Linked DNA regions of Mus musculus: region 1 is linked to region 2. The links are chromatin loops, found by intact Hi-C in ENCODE. Cell type or tissue: left cerebral cortex. All regions are shown on one strand. Links, peaks and the distances in the headings refer to the core of each region. The heading gives the core; the rest is flanking DNA.

What was found. Hi-C counts contacts between places; a loop is a spot of excess contacts. Peaks named below come from ENCODE experiments on the same cell type or tissue, not always from the same donor. Only the 100,000 strongest peaks of a DNase experiment are listed, where the experiment ranks them.
Region 1: it touches region 2 in a loop (2.9-fold over the local background); 4 of 42 quality-filtered maps call a loop at or near these places.

What each region holds. Positions count from the first base shown.
Region 1 is chrX:162,543,970-162,554,050 of GRCm38, forward strand. It overlaps Reps2 (RALBP1 associated Eps domain containing protein 2), which reads right to left. Exons shown (of 18, transcript NM_178256.4): 4 at 8,574-8,700; 5 at 2,786-2,880. Among named protein-coding and RNA genes, the nearest start is that of Reps2, 95 kb to the right of the region's middle. In left cerebral cortex, for the core only: no CTCF peak of the experiment used is centred there; DNase peaks (open chromatin) are centred at 1,275, 5,276 and 7,098; H3K27ac peaks cover 1,237 bases.
Region 2 is chrX:162,637,872-162,647,952 of GRCm38, forward strand. It overlaps Reps2 (RALBP1 associated Eps domain containing protein 2), which reads right to left and starts at 5,787. Exons shown (of 18, transcript NM_178256.4): 1 at 5,403-5,787. The coding sequence starts at 5,636. In left cerebral cortex, for the core only: no CTCF peak of the experiment used is centred there; DNase peaks (open chromatin) are centred at 4,670, 5,084, 5,790 and 8,016; H3K4me3 peaks cover 2,525 bases; H3K27ac peaks cover 836 bases.

The DNA of each region.
Region 1 (10,081 bases), core at 1,163-9,162, 94 kb before region 2:
CCAACATCATTTAATATAGTATCTGGTACTTTATAGGTATTCACTAAGTATTTGTCAAGTGAAGGGTTCAAGAAGCATATTTCTCAGCAGAAAGGAAATCTAGAGATTAGAAGACAGATCACAAATCCAAATAAGGGATCACGGCCATGCTTCCAGGGAGCTTGGTAGGAAGGGTCCAGTGAGCCCCATCCTACCCCTGTGAAACGGAAGATTCACTGCTAAATTTGATCAGAGTTCTACCCACTCAAGATTTCCTCTCCACAGAAACAGAACATACTCTGCAGGAACCTGCAGGCCACACCTTAGAGAGTTTTGAGAGGATTCCCTCCAATCCCTTCCCTAATGTAAACATGCCTCCCCAGTTTGTGTGGTTCTCATGTTTAAAGGCACATATTTTTATACCATGGGATCTCTAAAACATAGCCAAGTACTACATCTGGGGTTCAGCTGAAGAAACAATCTTGCATTACAACTTGAGGGTAAAACTCATCTGTATTGACCTTAAAGGAGAATGTCTTTCTTTTCTTTTTTTTCTTTCTCCTTTTTTCTTGAGTTAGGGTCTTGAATCTTAGAAGTTGACTTTGAACTATGTGCTCACAGATGACCTTGAACTCCTGACAGGTATTCTCTCAAATAACACTTTCAAGAATAGTTTTTTTGATGAGGATGTAGTACAATAGTACAGTTTTTGCCTGGCACAGGCAAGGCCATGGGTTCCAACCCCAGCAACACACACACACACACCGCACACACATACACAGCACACACACACACACACACACACACACACCGCACACACATACACAGCACACACACACACACACACACACACACAGAGGGGTGATATTATAATACCTAGTGTTTGTTCATGATGTCATCTAGTCTTCATGTAATATAGAACTTTAATGTGGAGCTAAGTGTTTAATGTGCACGCTTTGATACTGAACTCTCCTAGACTCAAATTCTGGCTCTGCCACATACTAGGTATGAATGAAATCTCAGACTTGCTACTTGACCTCTCTCAGCTATCCATCTATACTAATAGATACAGCAGTGCCTAGAGCTTATAATTATAGGAAACATTAAATATATCACATATGACTTAATTGCTATCTTTTAGAGAGTTTTTTGCAAACAGAACACTGCTTTAAGATTGAGTACTTTGTCATGTCTAACAGTGTCCTATGACCAGAAGCCATTCACTGAACTCAGGATCTTATGCAGACTGTTTATTCTCTTCTAAACTAGCAGCCCACTTCTTTGTGGGAGTGTCTGACTTCACTCTTCTATTTTGAGTAGAGCTGCCTGTGCAGAAATGGTCCTTCTTCCTGAGTTCCACAATTGAAATGTTATACAAACCACCACCTACTTCCTTTTGTCTTTCATGTTAAATAATAAACCTATCTTTTTAATAGTTTCTCCCCATGTATGTACACACACATACACACACACACACACACACACACACACACACACACAATCTTTCTTCAATAATATACCTTCTCCATACAAGAACTTAGACATACAAGACAACAGCTATGAATTTGGGGGTGGGGAACAGAGCTCTTTATCTGAAGGAAAATACTAGAGAACCAGAAGCTGAAAGTACCTAAGCTATGATATGACCTGAAGAAACTTAATAGCATTATATTTGTGCCATAATATTTTATATATTACATGTAGGAAGTAGTAACTTGTTTATACTTACACATAAATTGCTATTCAAATGGAATTGTCTGAGGCACTGAGAGAATACAGAACTACTGCAGCCTTTCAAATGCTTACCACATAATTGGAGACACACAGCAAATGGAAAACAGTTAATTAGGCATTAAACAAGTGGTAATAAAGAATAAGGCAAACACGAGGCAAGCTGCTACAGAAAATGTGACGCTCTGCTTTAGAAGGAACTCCATGATTAAGTGAATAAAGGGGTAGGAGTGTTTTAGAGACACTGACGATCAAGAGACAACCTCTAGTTTATTCTAGAGACTGGAAGAGGTAGAAACAAATGAAAAATTAAGAAAATATACAAGCAAAACAGTGTAATGTTTGAATGAAGAAGTAGTTTTATACCTTTCTTGAAGCAAAATAGAGAATAATCAAAAAGCCACAGTCCTCAATAGAAGACAATTAGCTATATTTGACAGGAAAGCAGAAGGATAGAGTGTTTGGTAGGAAGAAAATCAGTAAGGATGTAGAGGGGCAGGAAAGGGTCATGGGGGGAGACAAACACAGTTTGATATATACGTGTGAAATATTACAGTGAAGCTCGGCATGGTGACCATGCCTGCAATCTCAGCTCTTGGGCGGTGGCGGCAAAAGGACCAGCCTCAGATACACAAGCAGTTTGAGATGACCTTGGTGACACCCTGTCTCACCCTACCCAACAGAAGAAAAAAATGTCAAAATGAAGCCCCTCACTTCATATGCTAACTGTAAAATAATTAATGCTTTTAAATGCCATAGTTCTTTCAGAGTTTTCTCTATAATAGTTATTTTTAGTAAATGTATGCATATGTAATGTGTATGGGTATGTGTACATGCATGCAGCTATCCATGGAAGCCAGAAGAGGGTGTTGGACAACCCTAGAGTTAGAGTTACAAGTAGTTGTATGTGGTCTTTGTAGGTACTTGGACCTGAACACTGATCCTGTACAAGAGCAGCAAATGCTTGCAACTACTAAGCCATATCTCCATCCCTAAATGCCATATCTCCACAGTATAAATTTTCTCCCAATTCTGTCATTGAATTCTGTCATTGTAGGCCCACATCATCACTTACCCGAATAAGAGATGCCTGCCGACGAAAGGGTTTGGCTCCTGGACCCTCTGATGAGGGTCCTTCAGGCTGGCCAATGGGCTGCCTTTCATATGGAGCTGAAAAACAAGAGAGACTGCTAGCAGGGTATACAGAGACTCTATTACAAAATTATCATTTTCCACTCAAGCTGATGTAGCATGTGCTTTTCAAGAAAAAGGTAATAAAGGAATTGGAACATATAATCTGAGCGCTACCTAAGACTCACAAATCTTGATCCTCTTACCTCCATAATTTCACTAAACAATCTAAAGACATTTAACCAATACCATGATAAAACCAAAAGGGTTAAGGTTAGGAATAAGGCAAGAGGGTGATGCAGTGAGAACCTCAGAGTGAGTCCGCAGTAGAAATGTGCCATACTACCAGTACTCATTGTTTGTTGCTGCTTTCTGTTAGGGGGGCAGTAACCTTGGACCATGACCTGAAGTAGTGGAGCTCACTTTTATGTTCATTCATGGTTTTGAAGGATGTGATTTTAGCCTAAAACAAATACTTGGCTGTAGGTGAGAATTAAACAAAGGCCTGATTTGAATACTCAGCACCCCCAGCCTTATAAACTATATCTAGGGACGGGCTGTACTTTTCCTGGATGGCTGAAGGGCTATTTTGACTTCCTCCTTCTTTTCTTCCAGTGGAATCAAAACTGAAGCATGGCATGCACTACTGCAATTGGATCCCCTGTCACTTAAAAAAAAAACTATAATGAATTTAGACATCGGTTTTTCCTTTTTCCAATTTTATGCTATATTCAAACAAAGTTTACATTCATTTGGGGAGAGAAAAGTAAAAGGGAAAAATAGCCTTGCATTTTTAAAAAATGAATTAGGAACAAATAAAACTCAACTGTACATCAAGTAGAAAACTCAGGAATCCAAAATACTATCTGCCCCTAAATGAATTGTATATTTCATCCCTCCAAATTAAGCACAGGAACTACACTATAACTTTATTTATGGAAAGGAAACTGATTCTGAGACTGGAATGATTGCCTATTTGACGTGGGCTTAATGCTTATTCATATCATCTATACATATTAAAAAGTATCATTTTATTTTGAGTATTTGGATATTTTACTTGCATGTATGCCTGTACAACATGTGCATGCTTGAAGCCCATGGAGACCAAAAAAGGGCACTGGATTCCCCAGACCTGGACTTAAGGAGAGCTGTAGGCTTCAAGGCTTCAGTGTGGTTTCTGGAAACTGAGCCTAGGTCCTCTGGAAGATCAGTCAGTACTTTTTTTTTTTTTGGTTATTTTTGAGACAGGGTTTCTCTGTATAGCCCTGGCTGCCCTGAAACTCACTTTGTAGATGAGGCTGGCCTCGAATTCAGAAATCTGCCTGCCTCTGCCTCCTGAGTGCTGGGATTAAAGGCGTATGCCACCACTGCCCAGCTCAGTACTCTTTTTTTTTAATTATTTTAAATATTGATTTTTTTATATGAGTACACTGTAGCTATCTATAGACACACCAGAAGAGGGCATCAGATCCCATTATAGATGGTTGTGAGCCACCATGTGGTTGCTGGGAATTGAACTCGGGACCTCTGGAAGAGCAGTCAGTGCTCTTAACTGCTGAGCCATCTCTCCAGCCCTACAATGCCTCTGTCTCTGCCTCCCGAGTGCTGGGATTAAAGGCGTGCACCACCACACCCAGCAAGAATTTGTTAATTAAGTTTTCTGAGGGCTAGAGTGATGACTTAATGGTTTAAGAGTACTGTTTCCTTTTTCAGAGGACTCAGGTTCAATTCCCAGCACCCACATGGTAGTTCACAACTACCTGTAACTCCAGTCCTTGGGTATCCAACACCCTCTTTTGGCCTCCACCGGTATCACATGGACTTGGTATACAGAATGACATGCAAGCAAAATACTTGCAAACATAACATAAAAATAAAGCTTAGAGTTTTAAAATAAAAAATGAGGCTTGTAATTCTTTTGAAATTATAGATAAATACCAAAATGTAGTTATAATTTATAGATACCCCCATTTAAATGTATTCAATTAATTATATAACCTCTAAAGAAAATTAATATAAATTTTGAACACTAAAACTTAACATTAAAATTTACTATAAAAATAAATGGTTATCTTCCTTGTACAGAATGTAAAACGAAGTATACAAAAATGAATAAATGTATTATATATTTATTATTCTACTAATAAATAACCAAAATATTTTAAATGATTTTACTACATTTCTAAGCCACAAAATGAATGATATTCCTTTTATTTCCAGAACACATAATAATACCCTTGCCAATATGGTAACATGACAGTTAAATATAACCAGCTCCAACAGAAAGGAGAAATTATCACCCAAAATGAAACCATTTCTCATCTCTGTGGGCTAACACTTTGAGGACTTAAAATATGTAAATATATAAACTGCTTCTTTCTGTAACTTAAAAATAAAATTGAGTGGCGAGCAGAGGTGGCTGTTATGGTACCACATTTAGCATGATTTGATAGTTTTAAAATAAAGAATGTACAACAATAACACATCAAGAATACTAAACAGGCTGGACTGTGGTGCACCTGTAAGATAAGCAGGCAGGGGGCCAGACTGGTACTCATGAGACCCTGTCTCAAAAAAGAAAGTAGAGAAAAGAAAGGAATGGAACAGGACAGGATAGAGGAAAGCAAGAAAGCAAGCAAACAAAAAAGAAAGCAAAAAAGAAAAGACAGGGAGGGAGGGAGGGAAGAACGGAGGAAGGGAGGAAAAGAGAGAGGAAAGGAAGGGAAGAAGGAAGAAAGAAACTAAGAAAGCAACAAACTATTCAGGCTCACAACTACATTTTGTATTTCTTCCTAGCAACTAGAACACCAAATTATAACAGATTAAAATATCTAAATGATTGCCTGGCAACACATTTAGTGCATTTCAGAACCTACTAGGAGTACATATAAATGTAAAACTACAAAAGAGAATTTCATAGGTATTATATAGTCTAAGTCTTCAAAGTAAATTTCAACTTGTAGGCAAGTATTTTCCTCTGATAATTCAGATTTTTTTCCATGTTGATGGAACCACAATAAACTCTTCATACCAACTGAACCCTACCAAAAAGTTTTAAGCACAGTAAGCCAGAGTATAGCTAGGATCCTAGTGCTTATAAATTCTAATGAAACCCATGGACCTGGACTTCCCATAACAGAGAGGACTCGTCTACCACCCAAAGAAGACCCATAGGCGAAGAAGGTACCATGTGAACTTCAGCTCAAATCCCTTACCTATAGGGATTGTAACATGGAGAGACGGATGTATTTTATCAGTCAGGTTTCAATGAAAACTCAGCTAGACAGGAGCTCACTTTAGAGAGACAGGTTTTTCTTCCACTAAGGGAAAAGGTTGGATTGGCCAAGGCTGCCTGTGGCTGAAAAAGTGGGTATCAAAATTAGCCATCTATCTAAGGAATGTGCTCTGTTTAGCTACATGAGCAACAAAGCTGATAATTGGGCCAGCAGCAATCTGATATCTGACTTGCTCCTTAACTGAACCTAAACTTAGGAAAAGGGTATATATTATTTAGTGCCTCAACTCTCTTCCTTACCAAAGGAAACCCAAAATATGCAATTCAAAAGCAAACCAAGTAACTCTTCAATTCCTTTACAAGAGGTTTCTTATGGATATAGACACATCATGTTTCTCCAAGGAGAGGACTGTTTTGTAGAACCCTGAAGATATCATTCCTCTGAAGTTCAGTTTCAGAGTGGAACTGTGGCTGTTTGTACACCCACACCCAAAGATTCTACTCCTAAGTGTCAAGGAAATGACCATGTAACTCATAAAAAGAATCATGAACAAATATTGATGGTATCCTTATTCATAATAGCCAAAAACTAACTACAGTTGCCCAAATGCTCATCAACAGGAGAAGGACCATTAATCCATGGTTATCCTTGCAATGAGACCTCCTGAATAATAAAATGCAAGGAACTAGCAATACACTAATAGGAATTTTCACTGTTACATTGAGGAGAAGGCAGCAGACACAAGCAAAATCAGTCTGCACGTTTTCTCTTGCATGAAGTTCTAGAAGAAGTAAAACTAATAAAAAATGATAAAAGTCACAATAGTCCTTCATTTCAGGGTGGGGTATGGTTGGAAAGAGGCAGTACAATGGGATATTTTTATGTCAGTGGTACCTACTTGAGCATAGCCATTTGTTAAAATTTAAATACTTAAAATATGTGCACCTCGTCATAGACAGATATTACCACCTTCAAAGAAAGTATAAAAATGAATGAGGGCGTACAGAGCCTTGGCATCAACTCTTCAGAATCCAGAAAGGAGGGAAGCAGGCTGCCTCTTCAGTGCTGCAGGGATGGGAGCCCATTTAGCATCGGATGAGAGGATGGAGCAGGAAATAGAGGACACAAACAAGGACTATCAAAGGTAGAAGTTAATGACAGGCTGACTTAATAGAACACAGATGGACTTACCTGTGGACTAAGCATTAATTTCCAAGCCCAAATTAGATTTGAAATAGAAGCAACAACTGTACTTCTTTTTAAAAAGGAAAATAATACAAGGGAAAGTACAAGAGGAAAGTGAAGTCTGACCCCTGTGCAGTTTCATACATCAATGAGACAGATGATTTTCAGGAGAATTTTTAAATTATCTATTAGGAACACTATCTTGCATTGAATAGGATGTAATTTCCAGATGAGTTTACATTCATATTTCCAGTAAATCATCTTAACACCCTCATCACTGTTTTAAAAAGAAAAAAAATATGGTTCATAGAAGCTCAATGGTTTGCCTAAAGTCATTCAGGGGCCTCCCAATCCCAACCTTCTGGTTCTAACCAAAAGCTCTTTTCATAGCATCCTACCTGCTTCTCTCAGCAAAAGGACAGCTTCTCTTTACTTCAGCCTAGAATATCATTTTATTTCTGTGGCCCTCTAAAAGTCATTACTTTTTTTCTAATACAGCAAAATCCTGCAGAAACTGAGCCATTTCCATCATATCACACAAATTGGGCAGGGGGCTATAGGGCATTCTACTCTGGAATACATTAAACAGGTCATATCTGAAACTAGAGATGTGAACCACTGAAGAACAAGGTGCTGCAGTGAATTCATGGAGTTTCACACATTGCAGTCTGGGCAGGCAACTCTGCAAGTCATGCTGAGGACTAGCTCAGGCATTCTACCCGGGGAAGGACCAAGAGAGCAGAAATAAGAACACGCAGGTAGCCCCATAACTGGGCATGCTTCACGTTTCTCAGCAAATCACTTCCACTGCATTTCCTTTACCCTTATCCTAACACATAAAAGCTCAATATTTTCATTTATGTCCCCACTCCTTAAAGATGGGATCAACTCTTTTGCTTTTTGCATAGTTATGTTTTTACAGAATTTCCATAAAAGCAGTTACTGAGTAAATGTGCTCAGTGTCCTTGCAGAAGGAAATAACAATTCTCATAAAAATACAACCCCTTTATACATGCTACATTCCTTTAATGCTATTTGAATATGAAATATTAAATCATCTAAATAGTTGTTTACAAGTCTAAGGACAAACCAGCTTCCAGACTAGGAAACAAAGCATTGCTGAGATATGCTTAATTTCATTTAAAAAAAAAAAAACCCTTTGCTTGAGAATATAAAATGAAATTGAGCCATGTTTCCAAAGACAAGAATAATTAAATCAGGGAATTAAGCAGCTGGTGGCATTGCTGCCTGGTACATTAAGAAGACTCTAAGATATTGCTTGTGACAGCTGGCCCCCTGGTCGCCTCTTACCTGGATGCATCTGTTCTGTGCCGCTCCGCAGTTTGCTGTAGCCATGGCTCAAGGACACCCTCTGGTAATGAGGCGGGGAAGAAGGAGGGGAGGCGAGGGGTGACATCGTGGGAGACTGTGTTTCCTGCTTCAAAGAACCAGAGCAGAGGTCAGAGGCAACCACTGGAGAAGCCTGGCATTCTGAGCTGCAGTTTAAGAAGCAAAATGTGACTCTACGGCTGGTGACCCGGCTGATTTAACAAATGGGGAGAAATGTTTCCTCAAAAATGCAGCATAGCAAAAAAGGTACCCAGAGAATACAGGCTCACCAGTGCTGTGCTACCTAAATTACGAATGCCAGCCCGAAACGCTTGTAGCTAGCCCCACAATATTTTCCTCTGGAAAATGAAAGACACTGATCACATGAGAGAACATTCATAAACCTCAATTGTGGACAGATTCCATTTTCATTCAATTAATGAATTAATGAGTCTTCCTTTTTAAGATTCCTATTTACTGAATTTTTATTCACCAAGTATAAATCTAGAAAATGCAATAAAATTTATATTTTAAATGTTTAATGTCTAACGGTGGGTATTCTTAGAGCTTATTAGACAAAATTAGATGTTGAGGAGTTGTTTGTTCCTCATTGAGAGACTTTAAAACATAGCCACCCCATCTAAGATGCTCCAAAATACTAAGATAGACGAAAGCCTTCACAAGTACAATTGGAATCCAACTCAACAATGACCATGATACTGGACTCTAGGTCAAATGAGCAGCCTGGGCCTGTTTACTGGATTTCTTCCTTCTCTTCCTCCTCCTCCTCCTCTTCCTCTTCCTCCTTTTATTTCTTTAAAGACTACCAATAGACTGTGAGCATAGGGTATCCAAAGAACAGGAAAATAATGCTTTTTATAACCCAGAGACTATATTGGAGTCTTTAATTTAAAAACAAATACATGATCTGAGATAAGACCTGGATCCTTTCTGGGGAATCTACCACTGTGAGACAGTGTGCCCTCAGTCCTCTCCAAATGCTGGTATAGACTCATATCAAAGTATACTGACTACAAATTCCTGTGCCTTTCTAATATGCCACTTAAATAATTAAAGCAACCTTACATGGAGTTATTGAACAAAGTGAGACACACTTCTTATCTATAAACATAAAACTTTGGCTAGGCATGATGAAGCACACCTGTAATACAGCATTCAGAAGGCAGAAAGACCACATAAGAATGATGCCAGCCTGGGCTATACAGACAAACCCTGTGTGTCAAAAAAAGAAATAAAATAAAGAAACTTGCAACCTTGACTATCCAAGACCATCAAAGTTAACCATGTAAGCTAATTTTCTAGCATAACCATCTAATATTCATTGCATTGTAAAACATCTTGGTTCAATTCTTCCTAAAATATAGCATGTACCTTTACCTTACAGAAGACACTGTTGAATACAGTCTGATTCTCTGCACGTCTCTTTATCAAAAGAATGAGTTATCTCATGATGATTGTTGTTCTCTTCC
Region 2 (10,081 bases), core at 1,479-9,478:
AACTCCTACACCTAAAGCTCAAGGAAAATTGAGGAAGAACAGACGAACAGACAAACAAACAGACAGACAGACAGACAGAACGAGCCAGAGGATCAGAACACCTGCTAACAGACTGCCTCTTCTATACGAGAAGGAAACTACACCCATGAAATCTCAAAATTTTGGTTACATAAACAAGATCTGCATAATGACAACAATTGACATTCCAATGTGGATGGCAGAAATTCCACAAAGCCCCACCTCTAGATAAAGAGCTACAGGCAAGTAATGGCTGCTGTGAGAACAAAGTGAAAACCAGTGAGAGAGAGAGAGAGAGAGAAAGAGAGAGAGAGAGAGAGAGAGAGAGAGGAAGAGAGGAAGAGAGGAAGAGAGGAAGAGAGGAAGAGAGGAAGAGAGGAAGAGAGGAAGAGGAAGAGAGGAAGAGAGAGAGGAAGAGAGGAAGAGAGGAAGAGAGGAAGAGAGGAAGAGAGGAAGAGAGGAAGAGAGGAAGAGAGGAAGAGAGGAAGAGAGGAAGAGAGGAAGAGAGGAAGAGAGGAAGAGAGGAAGAGAGGAAGAGAGGAAGAGAGGAAGAGAGGAAGAGAGGAAGAGAGGAAGAGAGGAAGAGAGGAAGAGAGGAAGAGAGGAAGAGAAGAGAAGAGAAGAGAAGAGAAGAGAAGAGAAGAGAAGAGAAGAGAAGAGATCCCAACTGGTCAACCCTAAACACATGTACATAAGAGCACCATTAAATGGATTCAGTAATGTATGTGTATGTGTCTGTGCATGCATGAATTTGAATTTTTGGAAACTGTGTTATCAACTTTGGAAAAAACTACCCCAGTTTGCAATGTTGAGTTGGCATTGCACAGAAACTAACAGCCATACTGATTTAGAAATGTTAAATTTGGTTTTTTTCTTTAACATTTGTATACTGTATTAAATATATAAGGTCTTATCTGTGTGGATTTGATTACAAAAGCTAATAGAATATTCTCTAGCAGAAAAACTTAGTAAGATTAAAAGACGGGGCTGGTGAGATGGCTCAGTGGGTAAGACCACCCGACTGCTCTTCCGAAGGTCCAGAGTTCAAATCCCAGCAACCACATGGTGGCTCACAACTATCTGTAACAAGATCTGACGCCCTCTTCTGGTGTGTAAGTACATGTAATAAATAAATCTTTAAAAAAAAAAAAACCTGTCTCAAAAAACCAAAAAATAAATAAATAAATAAATAAATAAATAAGATTAAAAGACCACTGAAAAACACTCACTAATGACAGTGTGCATTGTATGTGAATAGAATGAGGTATTTTTGATGTTCATGTGTTTGGAACAATCCTTAGTCATGTTACATTGTCCATAAATCAAGAAGGTCACCTACTTTCCTTTGGCATAAAGATTTCCACAATATCATGATGACTCACTGTCAGCGTGGGTAATAAAGTTTTCAAAAGGAAGCAAACAAACTGACGGGACATATGTCAACAAGGACAAATTCCAAAAAAAATATAACAATGAGAGGAAAAACAAGTTGTAGAAGGTGATGTAGAATACAATGTCTTATTTTAAACTAAAATAACGTGTAAAAATGTTTTGTTTTAGTGACATTTATATATATATATAACAAAAGTAGAAAATAATCTTTAAAAGTCGTGTATGCTGAAGTATTGTCTCACTATGCAGATCAAATAGGCTTCAAACTTGCTATCCTCCTGCCTCAGCTTCCCTAGAACTGGGATTTTAGGCATGCCTCCCACTGCACCATACTTCAAACATCCTTTTAAGTAGACAGTGTCTTGAATGTGGTACTTACTGTATCTGCTGGTATCTATTCACTTTTAGAAAGATAAACTTGGCAGGTTGTATCCCCAGGACCTGGGAAGTAGAGGGAGGACTGGGGGAGTTTAAAGTGGTCTTCATCTACTTGGGGAGTTTGAGACTGGCCCGGGCTACATAAGACCTTGTCTCAAAAAAACAAAACAAAACAAAACCACCATTCATTTCTACAACACACCCTCATGCCTAGCACTTGGAGATCATTATAGAAGAGGGAGTAGGAAGACTGTAAGAGCCAGAGGGTCAGGGAGTTTGCTGTGAGATTGTCTCGCCTAGGACTGCCTGGGGTGCCTAAACTCTATACAAAGAACAACAGCAACTAAGAGATTCTGAGAGTGGGAGAAACAGCATTCCCCAGAGAAGAGCATATCAACTATATCCAATATCCAATACCAAATGGTCAGCCCTGAAAACATATACATACAAGTAACATTATACAGACCGAGAGGGTTAGATTTAGGAAGATATATGTATATACATATATGTGAATATACATGTAACAACAATGAATTTCAAAAGAGGCCATAAATTTAAGTGAGAGCAAGGAATAATATATGTGAGGGTTTGAAAGTGGGAAAAGGAAGGGGAAATAATGTAAAAGAGAAAAAAGGAGAAATTATATTATCTCCAAAGGAAAAACTATTTAAAATTTAAATAAATAGTTCTGGCTAATAATCTCATAACAGGAAAAAGTTTTCCTGATAAGGATTTTGTTGATTTCCTTTTACCTGTGGATCTCCTTAATGATTAAGCAGTTTTATTTTGAACATATTTTTAATTTTCAAATAAGTAGCACTTGGGAGATAGTGGCAGGAGTTCAAGGTCAACTTTTGCTACATAGAGAGTTTGAGGCCAGCTTGAGCCACGAGGGAACCTAAATTGAAATTTTTAATGACTTCTCAAAGATAAGCCTGTGTCCAGAGATGTTAAAATCTTCCTATGGAGCTAAAGAGTCGGCTCAGCATTTAAGAGCACTTGCTGCCCCTGCAGAGAACCAGAGTTCAATTCCCAGCACTCACATGGCAGCTCACAACTGTTGGTAACTGCAGATCCCAGGAATCTGATGCCCTTTCTCTGACCTTGGTGCATACCAGGCATACACAGGAAAAACTCTTATATGTATAAAATAATAAATAAATCTAAAATAAAATAAAATAAACCTACTTCTCACAGCCAGGACGTGCTTCTTTGCCTTAATCTATTATCTGACAATCAGATGTTACTAACTGGGATTCTTCCCGATTTAAAGGTTTCTCCTGATAGTACATGTTAAACAATATTTATAACCTATCTTGATGTCTAAGGATGGCCTATCATTGGATCTCTGTGAGTTATTAGATAATAATCATCATTTTAAGACAAAGTCTCATTTACCCAGACTGACCTCAAATTAGCTATGTTGCTGAGCGTGACCTTGAACTTGTGACCTTGTTGCCTCTACCTCCAGAGTGCTGAGATTATAGGTATGTGCCACCATGTCCGATTTTGTGCAGTGATGGGGACTGAATCCAGTCTTTCATGCATGCTAGGCAAGCACTCTACCAACTGTGCTAAATCCCCAGCCCTACATTACAGTCATCTTAATCGTATGCTTATTAAGAGGAAAATCTGGCCATTAACCATAGAAACTACCAGGTCTGGTTACTGTCTCCATGATTTGAGCAGTTATACCTGTTGGGCCACTTACATCTGAACTTACAGGTTTCGGTTTAGAAGGGAAAGGGGGAAGTTTTCTACATTTGTTTTAAAATCGCTAGTATACTAATGAATTAAAACAAATGAAGTCAGACAGGGCACACACACATCACCAAAGTGGTAGATAAAAGTTAGATAGCCACTAGATCCCAGTTTTGACTACCCTTCCCAGTTCAGGGTGACTTTAAATGTTAATTGTTACCTGTACCAAGAGTAATGGGCCATTCTAACTTGTTATGTTAAAAGGGCTGTGTTTTATTTCTCTGGGCTGAGTACCTTTGGTTCTTTTTAAATTATATGTTCTTCAAGAAAGCATCAGTTATCACACTAGAAAGATCCCCTCTCCAATTCCTGGGAAAACCTCAACCAATTTTCATACACCCTTTTCTTTTATCACACTTGATGTATTACTGTCCACAAATTAATCCCGGCCAGATGTACAGCACAACTATTTGGTGCATTGCCTCGGACACTTTAGTAAATTTATTATGCTCAGCAGTATTCTGAGGTCCTTGTAATAGTTTCTTTCAGAACACCAACTTCCTTATCACCCCGTGCAACTCAACTGCTTAGCAACTGTGGCAGAACTATCTTCTTATCACAGAATTCTACAGGAACAAACAGCCATGCTAAATTCTATGAATACTAATCATGTTCAGAAATCCTCAATTCGAAAGGTGAACCAAGTGGCTAAAATTATGCTCATAAACATAGGAGCATCTATGTATACCCCAGCAGTATAAAACAGTCTTGAGTGCCAGAAAGAAGGAAAGAAAGAAAGAAAGAAAGAAAGAAAGAAAGAAAGAAAGAAAGAAAGCGGGCCTCACAAAGGCAGAGAAAGATATGATAAGTGAACCATAAAACCGTCAGTACTTCCTAGGAACTACATTTTAAAGCATTTGCTCACCACTGTAAATATTCCATTGTTGCTAATAACTTTCACACTATTGCTTTTTAAGTATAGGTTCACATTTAGGGCTTGATATTAACAATATGATCCCCATTTACTGCTGGTAACATCAACCGACAGACAAAGGGCTTCCCAAGCAATTTCTCCAAGCCTCGAGGAAAGCACAAAACAGCACCTGCAGTGAATCACTCCTCCCTCCTTTCCAGGTACGGGGCAGACAGACAGAAGCTATGACACCGTCTGTTTCGTAACTCCACGTCAAAGTCAAGTGACAATAAGATGACAAACTACAGCTGTAGACTTCTGAATCCACCCCTGGACCCAAATGGGGAACTTACTTTGAACTTGATCAATGTTCCTATCTTGTAGCCCTGAGTCCCTGTTCTACAATTGGGCTTTAAGGTTTTCCAGTTCTATACTAATAATCAGAAATACATTAGTGAACAAATCTATGTAGCAGATATGTACATATCACAAGTATAAAGGACAACATGTAGCTGTAGGCCCAGAGCCTACAGACACACATGTACACACCCTTCAAGTTCAAATCCCAACAAGGCACCCCGAGAGTGTAGTCAACAAAGGGAGGGGCAGGAGCAAGGAACAGAGGTTAAAGCAAACAGCAGCCAAAACAAACATCACTTTCGGAACAGGGCAAACTTTGGGTCTGGGAGATTGTAGAACCCCCAGATATGATAGGGGTGTCAGACTTTCTCAAGAGACGAAGAGCACAGCCAAGCACTAGGCTAGGAGCAGATGAGCTGCAGAGGAGGCTGGTGTCCCTGGGGACAAGGGCGTCGCCGCCATCCTCGGCAAGAGAGCACCCCCCTTTTTTTTTTTTTTTTTTTTTTTTTTTTTTTGCGGTCCTGGCCACCGCCCTCCAGATCTCCGGGAATAGTCCCTGGGAATAGTCGTTGTTGCCCCATTCTTCCCATAGACACTGCCCCCACAGACCAGAGAGGGATAAAAGAGCGCAGAGACATACCTGGTGCAATGTCTCTGGTGGCAGCTGCGACGCTCGAAACAGATCAGCTACTGGACCAGCGGCCGCAGTGGCAGTGCCGGGGGCGACCCTGGTAGCCTCGGGGGGACCAGGTCCGGGGCCCCCGCTTGCAGCGCCCGCACAGCGCGCGAAGAGCTCAGAGTAGCACTGCTGCTCGCTATCGCTCAGCAGCAAAGGCGGCCCGGCGCCGCAGCCTCCGCCCGCTGCCACTTCCATAGGGCCTTCTGTAGCGTCCGAACCGACCGCCTTCCCTGGCCGAGGTGCTGGTGCTGCCGCCAGGGCCACCACCGCCGCCTCGGCCTCCGAAGCCGCCGCCCCCACGCCCCGCAGCTGCAGCGCCGCCGCTTCCTCCAAGAGAGCGCCGGCCCCGCCCCCTCCGGGCTTGAATGTTGTGCCTCCTCTGCGCGGCACATGGAGACAGGCGCGGCGCTGACCAATCACAGCCCGAAATCCCACCTGGGCCCCTCCCCGAAAGCCCGCCCCGCTCCGCCCCTTCGCCAGGTAAGGAACGCAACTCTGGCTGCCGCCCTCCCAAGCCTTTCACCTGCTCTGCAAGGGAGGCCAGGCAGAGAGAGCTGCTGCCAACGCCCACCTAGCCCACCGTGTTCCTGAGGGGCATCTTGGGCTCTCCACCCTGGCTAAGAAGGGAACATCTGGACACACACACAAGAAAAAGAGTTTTTCAGGGGATGGGGAAAACTGAGATGTTGTCTCATTAGGAGTCCCATAGGGATGTGGTGTCCAATTAGAAAAAGGACCAGTCACAAAAAGTTGGATTTCCCTTCCTCCTATGTCCTGAAAAGCTAAAAAAAAAAAAAAAAAAAAACAACCAAACAAACAAAAACAAAGATGTGAATGGGGTCCCAGCAGCACCCCAGAGATGATGGGGTTTGGCCACTTTCTCAGGTATGGCTGGGATCTGGATTTGAACCTTACTGAGAAGTGCCAGAAGGTATTTCTTGAAGAAGGTACTTCAGAAGGTCCTTGAGAAAGAAGTGGGAAGAGGCGTTTTGGGGTTTTGTTTGTTTGTTTGTTTTTCAGATATGAGGTCCATTATGCTCCACTGCTTGACTGAAATCTGGGAAACAGTTGGTGAGAGACACTATCTGGAAAATTTATGCTTCTTAAGTCCTGAAAGTACTGACCTCTGTAACACAGAGTCCTCACTTTCTGGAAGGATTTTTTTATTTTCTTATTTTTTTTTTTTTAGACAAGGTCTTTTCTTAAGACATCTGGCTCAGAAAACACTTCTTTTGGCAGGAAAACAACAGTTTTTTACATTTTGTCCAAAATTTATTTGTCCAAGTTCCTACCAAAAAAGTCAACACTGGAACTCAGAACTTTAAAACCCAGTGTGCGTGTGCGTGTGCGTGTGCGTGTGTGTGTGTGTGTGTGTGTGTGTGTGTGTGTGTGTGTGTGTTCAAATGGGCTTCTTCCCTGATGGCTATTGCTCTAGCCAAAAGTGTGGTGGTTCTTGTTTGTAACCTTAACACTAGGAGGCTGGGGCAGGGGAATGACCAAAATTTTGAATCTACTCTAGCTACACTGTGAATTACAAGCTAGCCTGCAAAAAAAAGGGGGGGGGATCCACAAATAATATACTAGAAGAAAAACGTCTGCCCCACAACAGTGTTGAAAATGTCAGTTATAAGTCTTGTATATTTGCATTTTTTCCAAAAGAAAAATCTGTTTTTTATTTTTTAGGGCAGGGTCTCTCTACATAGCCCTGGCTGTCCTAGAACTCTCTGTGGCCTCAAACCATGCTGACCTCAAACTCATGGAGATCTGCCTGTTTCTGCCTCCCGAGTGCTGGGATAAAAGACATGTGCCACCACACTGGGTTCCAAAAGAAAAATCTTAAGTGCCATTGTTCTTGAGAAGAGTTGCACAAATGTAACCATTGTACATGCATGCCTCATGCCAAAACACTAACCAAAAAGGGGAAACCTCTTTGTGATTAAACACTAATTAAAGGACCTGTTAGACCTAGACCTGGTGTCACATACCTTTGTAAACCCAGAACTCACGATGCAGAGGCCAAAGGATCTCTGTGAGTTTGAGACCAGCCTGGGCTACTGAGTCTCATGCCAGCCAGGGCTACATAGTGATAAAAGAGGGATAAAAGAATATGTGTGTATTAAGAATATATATATATTCCATCCCAAACAGTTTTTTATTAAAAGCGTGAAGCAGTCAGATGTAGCAAATACCTGTAATCCTGCCACTCCAGAGACAGAGACCACTCCAGAGAAGACCCATTGCAAGAACAGTAACAACACAAAAAAGCAAAAGCCGAAAACAAGTCAAAAATACTATCAAGGATAACAAGCACACTTTGATATTATAGTCAACTAAAATAAGGACCAATGGAAGGAAGAGAAAAGAATGAAGAAGTCAAAAGATGGAAAAGCAGACAAGGAAAAGGGAAGAAAGAGATGTACAAAAGAAAAAAGAAACGTGTCAACCTCAATTATAGCCAGAGTTATACTTCCCTTTTGGACTCTGGAGAAATAAAATATAGACGATTCATGGTGGAGGTATGACTCAGTAGCACAGCATTTGCTCAGCATGTGCCAAACACAAGTCTGTCCTCCAGTACCAGAGAAGAAAAAGTAAAGATTCAGCCCAAGCATGTTAGCAGCTAAGTGCACGTGAACGTGTAGACAAGCTCCGATGCACTGTCTGGTTTTTTTTTTCTGCTTGTAAAATTTCATAAGACTTTAGCAAGAACGTTGAACAAAGCCAGAGGCATTCTTGTTATCTTTATAATGCAAACTGATCAAGTCCAAAAGAGTTGCCTGTTTTTTGTAGCTTTCTGAACACTGGCTAAATGACCATAAGCTAAGTACAACCAGAAATGTGTGTCTTCTCCTTGAACTAGCACCTTAAACTGAGCATGCTCAGAAATGTGCCTGCCCATAAAGGGTTTTCATATATGTATGTGTGTCCACTCCTGGAATAAAATCCCCATGCTTCCTTTGTTCACTAAGGTACTGTTTCGGACATAACTCATCTTACCCAGTAAAGTTATTAACATTTCAGCACTCATATTCCCTGCCCTGCCCTTGCCTGTCTTAGCTTTGCACTCAACAGGAGGTGAACCTAGGTTTGCTTACAAATGCAGAAAATTTCTCTTTTCAAAGCTTTCATTCCTCATTCCACATTTTGCTTCAGAACTGCTGACAGAGACGACCGCAGCAATACACAAAGGATGAAGTAGAGAAATAGCAGAGTCTGTCTGGCTCTAGAAAATTTCTACTTCAAAATCTCATCACACTTTCCATGACTGTCATGCCTTTTCAGGAACATAGAAGCCATGAGATAGGTTATTCTCTTCCTACTTTTCCAATCTGTCTCTGCTCTCCTGAAGAGTAGCCACATGACAGAGTAGTCTGCTCTATATGATAGGCAACAAGCCTCACTTCCCCCAAGCACTCCTGCAAGAACAAATATAGGATATCATAGCCACTGATATAAAAAGCTTTACATGGTATTGTTGTACACACTAGTCTAAGGTAGCTTAGGAAGATGATAGATAGATAGATAGATAGATAGATAGATAGATAGATAGATAGATAGATAGATAGTGACAAGGTCTCTTGTAGCACAGGCTGGCCTTGAACTCCTGATCTTCCTGCCTCCACCTGCTCTGTACTGTGGTTACAGGCCTGCAACACCTCATCCAGTCAGAAAGACACTTTCTTGAAAGAAAAGACCTCATTTTGTATACCAGGCTGCCCTCAAGTCTGTGATCCTCCTGCCTCTACTTCCCAAATGCTAGAATTACAGGTGCATGTCCCTGTCATGGTCCAAAGGAGAAAGGCCTCCCACAGACTCACATATTTGAACACTTGGTTTCCTGCTGGTTGCACTGTTTGGAGAGGTATAGGTGATAAATGGCCTTGCTGGAGGAGGTGCATCACTGGGGGCAGACTTTGAGAATTATGAGCCTCACACCATTTCCAGTCCACTCTCTTCACGGTTGTGGTTGAAGTTGTGAGCTCTCTGCTCCTTCTACCAGGTCTACCATTTGCCTTCATGTCTCCCCGACATCATGGATATGTGTATCCCTCTAGAACCATAAGCCAAGATCAACTCTTTCTTTGGTAGGTTGTTTTTGATCATGGTGACTTTAGAACAGCAACAGAGAAATAATACAGTCACTAGGACCAACAAGAAGGCATTTTAATCCTCATTTGACAGGTATGAGTTGTCCAACTGGGTACCACATTTGGAGCTCGCTTCCTTCATTACTCAAGCCGGTTCAATAAAGCTGACAAATATTTATCAAGCAGCAGATATTACAATGTGGATTATTAAAATGTTGATCTGGAGGAAGTCTCACATCTATGCCTGTCAATCTATAAATAAAATAATCAATATTTATTGATAAGGCAAGGGGTGCTTACCCTGTGTGTGCTGGAATACTTCAAAGAATTTAAAAAAAAAATACACGATATGTAGCTTTCAAGGAATCAACAACCTCACTAGAAAAGTCAAGGATTAGCACAACAAAGAAAACTAAATGAGACAATGTATAATTAAGTGCTAAGTTGTGTACCCCGGGCTAAGTACTGTGGGAGTTTGGAAATTAGAAACCAGTCAATGAGCCAGTGCTAACCCAAGAAGACTCAACAAGAGGACTGGTGTCTGCTGAGACT